Linked DNA regions of Mus musculus: region 2 is linked to region 1. The links are chromatin loops, found by intact Hi-C in ENCODE. Cell type or tissue: heart. All regions are shown on one strand.

What was found. A loop is a pair of places that touch in the nucleus more often than their neighbours do. Peaks named below come from ENCODE experiments on the same cell type or tissue, not always from the same donor. Only the 100,000 strongest peaks of a DNase experiment are listed, where the experiment ranks them.
Region 2: a loop joins it to region 1, with 7 times the contacts of the local background. A loop is called at or near these places in 11 of 42 quality-filtered maps.

Annotation. Positions count from the first base shown.
Region 1 is chr6:146,824,185-146,826,684 of GRCm38, forward strand. It overlaps Arntl2 (aryl hydrocarbon receptor nuclear translocator-like 2), which reads left to right. Exons shown (of 15, transcript NM_172309.2): 11 at 983-1,044. Among named protein-coding and RNA genes, the nearest start is that of Arntl2, 20 kb to the left of the region's middle. In heart, a CTCF peak has its summit at 983 (motif pointing right); no DNase peak of the experiment used is centred here.
Region 2 is chr6:147,952,213-147,954,712 of GRCm38, forward strand. No RefSeq gene overlaps it. Among named protein-coding and RNA genes, the nearest start is that of Far2, 94 kb to the right of the region's middle. In heart, a CTCF peak has its summit at 1,279; no DNase peak of the experiment used is centred here.

The sequences.
Region 1 (2,500 bases):
CGTGCTTGGTAAATGTCTGGTGGTAAAGGTGGCAAGGGTAGGCATTGTTATGCCTACCTATGTTCTTGGCACTCGGGAGGAAGAGACAGGCGGATGAGAAATCCAAAGTCATTTTTGGCTACCTAGGGAGTTTGAGGCCAGCCTAGATTATTTGAGACCTTGTCTCAGAAAAAACAAAAACAAAAACAACAACAACAACAACAAAAAAACAGAAAGAAAGAGAGAAAGGAAGGAAGGAAGGAAGAAGAGGGAGAGAAGGATGGAGAAGGAAGAAGAGGAGGAGGAGAAGGTAGGAGGGATGTAGCTCAGTGGTAGAGTACTTGCTTAATGTACATGACCCTTGGTTCAGTCCCCAGGAAGGAAGGCCGGGCACATGCATTTAATGCCATTTACTAAGGACTAAAGGCAGGCAGTTCTGAGTTTGAGGTAAACTTGGTCTGTGTAACATGTTCCAGGATAGCCAGGAGAGACCTTGTCTTGAAAGAAAAATAAAACAAAAAAGAAACAGTGTATTTTTCTGTGCCTCTTTGCCACAAGAAACTGTGCCCAGCACAGCCAAGAGAGCAGAAATCTGCCAGTGTCCTGGGGGGGTGGGGGGGAAGCTCTCCTCTAGCCTGGTGCTCACGGCCCGTTCATCCTGGCCTGAGCTTTGTTGCCCTGCTAAGTTTTTAAGTGGGTGTAAGGTTTTGTCAAGCCAACTCCATTTGCTTGTCTTATGCTCAGTTTACACAGTACTAGGAGGCCTGTACCTCCCATGTTCCGTCTGCCATTCCGATACAGCTGTGGACCTTTTGCACTAGGTGAACCGTCACTGTGGGAATGAGACCACTGGGGCATTTGCCATAGATCCTGATCTTAGCTGAAGTGAACAATAAAATACAAATGAGTGGAAATTTGGCAAATCAAATACTTGGAGCCAACGTGGATACATTAATAGATTCCCTGCACCTCAGGGAGTGTCATGTGTTTTTCTGACCTCCAGGGGGCGCAGTGAGACCAGGCTGTCTTTGCTTCATTGCGGCGGCAGCAGCCAGTCCTCCGAAGGTAAGACGGAGCTTCAGGTCAGGCGTGGTAACTCAGATGCATCATCCGGTAAGGATTCCATGAACACGTGCTTTTCTGTCTAAGAATGGAGAAACTTTCCAGGGAAAGTTAGAAAACATTTTGACTGGACAGGTCCGTGCACTGGGCTATAGAAGGAGATAGGGGCAGGAGAGGTGGCTCAGAAAGTCCGGGCCCTTCTTGTATACAGATACTGATCTGAGTTTAATCTCCAAAACATACATGAAGGTAGAAGGAAAGGACTGACATCACAGTGTGTCGTCATACACAAATCACACATACATATATCATACACACTCATACCATGTATGCATATATATATGTGTGTATGTATATATACATACACATACATCATACATGCACATATCATACACACATACACACATCATATACATACATCATACACACATATCATATACCCATACACATATATACATCATACACCTCAAAACATATATACATCATACACATACATCATACATACATATATCATACACACATATCAAAACACATATATCATATACATCAAAACATACATACACACAAACACACATACACACATACATCATACACATGTAAACATAAACACACACAGATATGCATATACACACATGTATCATACATGCAAACACATATACACACACATGCATGCATCACATATATACAATATCTTACATGCACATTCACTAAAAACTAAGGGCCTGTGAGGTGGCTCAGCAGATAAAGGTATTTGCCTCTAAACTGACTAATAAGTTGGGAAAGGACAGACTTCCACACATGGTCCTTTGACCTCCAAGTGTATGCTGTAACATGCATGCGGCCACATACATCCTTCACACACACAATAATGAACAAGAGACCAGGTTAGGAAGTCACATAGACCCCATAGGAAACTTCCAGGAACAGAAGTCCCCTTGAGGTGCCAGAGCACCTGGTTCATGTCTTCACCTTTAGTGTAACATGGCACTACACACAAGTCGCTGTTCACCTGACTGGTTCCCGACTGGACAGAGTTTCTTGTAATCAGACTGGTGTTGTCACATGGTCTCCCTCTAGCCTTATCCATGGTGTTCATGGCTTACCACTAGATAAATGAAAGACTGTCATGAAGGGCCTATTTTTCCATCTCAGATTTTTTTTTAACCACAGGGATGTGCTCATGTTTTATATACAAAATGTATTTTTTTAAGTATCTGAATATGGTGGGGACATATGCATGTAATCCCAGCACTTAGGTAGAGTCAGGAGGATCAGGAGTGAGAGGCCGGCCTCAGCCACTTGAGACACTGTCTAAACAAAGCAAAGCAAAAATTAGGAGGTAGAAACAGGCAGATCTCTGAGTTTGAGGCCAGCCTGGTCTACAGAGTTCCTGGAAAGCCAGGACTACACAGAGAAACCCTGTTTTGAGACAACAAAAAGTAAAAACGGGTAGACAAAC
Region 2 (2,500 bases), 1.1 Mb after region 1:
TGCATGTGTGTGCACATATGTATGTGTGTTCCTGTGTATATGTGTGAATGTGTGTGCACATGTGTATGTGTGTATATGTGCATGTATGTGTATACATGTGTGTGTGTGCGTGTGTGTGTGTGTGTGTGTGTGTGTGTGTGTGTGTGTGTTTGGAGAGTGAGAGGAGAAGGGTAGAGGAGGTTATCCTCAGTGTTGTGTCAATCTGCTTTTCTGTTTACAAGCATAAACACGGGGAACTGGACTGAGGCAGTTGAGAGTCAGCCTTGAGAACTCCCAAGTTTCTTGCTCTACCCTGCACTCCTCCAGTGTTAAAGGCCAAGGGACTCTCTCTTCTGTGTTTAGGACCCAATGGTTGTATGCCTATGTAACAGGGGCAGCTTCCTGGTCCCATGTCTCATCCTCTCCCACCTGTGCCTCAGTACCACATTGTGGTCAGCACACAAAGTGTTTCCCTTTCCCTTAGTATTTAGGCATTTCTGCTCACTGCAGCATCAGCAAGCATCATCATGCCAGACTTTGGAAGCAGTGGCAGCAAGCATCATCATGCCAGGCCTTGGGAGAGATCAACACCATGGTTCACACCAATTCTCATGCCTAAGGCTTTAGAACTGAGCACTCTACAAACAACTCTAGAGCCACGGTGTTCTGCGTTCTCCTTTAGGTGGGTATGTGTATGACTCAACATATGCTCCTTTCTCACATACACACAGAAGCCTGGCCTGTGGGAGGCCTCAGAGTTCGGGAAGCCTCTGCCTGGGAGACATCCTGGCACTGGGGTATTCTGGAGTTACAAAAGATGCACGGCTTTCTGTTGGCTTTCTTCCCTATGTGCGGCCCTGGTGACTGCCCAGGGAGAGGAAAGCCCCTCACTCCCCCAGGACTTGAGGCACCTTCCTGTTCCTTGGCTGCATTTACAAAATCTCCCTGAATAATCAAGCGGCTCTCATGATTTCAGCTTCCCTGGGGAAGGCTCTGGCAGTCCCTGGCAGTGCAGTGCACAAGGTTTGGGGTCTGGGTGGGGGTGGGGGTGGGGTTGGGGACAGAGTGGAGAACTGGAGCTCAGGAGCACAGTTTTGAGCCAAGCTGATTTCTATTACCTTGGGTATGTGAAAGCAGGAAGAAATGTCACATTATCCGCCCCCCCCCAGCTTTGCGTGCCTTGCCTGGCATGGAGTCTGCCAGTTTAGACCACCTATAATGCAGACCTGCAGACCTGGAAGAAAACACTCTCTGTGATAAACACACCCAGGCATCTGTGAGGCAAGAATGCCCTCTAACGGAAGTGTGAAGAATGTCGGTGATTTACCTTCTTTCTATTTAACTGGCAACAATTCTGCCCCATTTTACATCTTGGGTTCAAAGCTCATGTTTACATTCAAATACATCTATCAGGAGGACCTGGTAAGCTGCCAAAAGATTCTTCTGTGGCTCTGTCTCCCATGAATCCTAGTTCCTGCTTATAATTTTTATCCTTACTTATGATTGAGAAATGAAGGGTTTCTGGGCTTAATTTCACTCAGGTTTTGAGATGAGGTAGCCACAGTGTTTTTAGCCCCATCGTCCTCTGAGAAGTGCCCATGCTTTTTCCTAAAGTCATGTGTTAACCATTTAGCCAATTCTACTTGGCTCAGAGCACCCTGAAGTCCTCTTATGATGATGCAATGTCGCAAAGTCCAAGTTGATCTGTGTGGGTCGGCATAGGAGAGCTCCGTTCAGACTTGCTGACTGCACTTACTGAGAAAAACCCACATAGGCATATTCCAGAAGCAGTGCCGATTAACTCAAATTGAACCCCAGATCAGGCTAAGCTTGTTGGGCATTACATGCCTCTCTCCTCTGTGAGTGAACTAAGCCATTAATACTTAGACAGTAGAGACAGCTGCTTGGATTCTGGGCCATGTCTGAAGGGCCTTTTCACCCTGTCACTTGGCCGAGACGGTGGCTCAGACAAGAAATGGATTCAGCTAGCTTCCCATGCCATCCAAGCAGAACCAGGTCATGTGTAAGAACGGCAAACCATGGGCTTCCAAGAGCTATGGAAATTGGTGGAGCTTGCTGTCACTAGAAGCAAGACTTATAGACCAGCATTTCTTCTCATTTCTTTGTTAGACTGGAAATGACTACCTGGCCTGTAGGTGTGTGACTTATAACCGGACCCCTGAGCCTGAACCTGAACCAGGAGGGACACCCACTCAACTCAAGAGTAGAGTTGTCTACTCTACTCTTGAGGTTTGTCTCTCACTTTTGTGGTTCATAACATTAAATCACTGTGAGGCTGGGAAATGACTCAGCATAAACATGAAGACTGAGCTAGATTCTCAGCACATGTTAAAAAAGGAAAAAGAAAAAAGAGAGAGAAGAGGAAGGGAAGGAAGGAAGGAAGGAAGGAAGGAAGGAAGGAAGGAAGGAAGGAAGGAAGGAAGGAAGGAAGAAAAGGAGGAAGGGAAGGAGGGAGGGAGGGAGAGAGAGCAGTCCAAGTTCAGTGGAGCACACCTGTTCT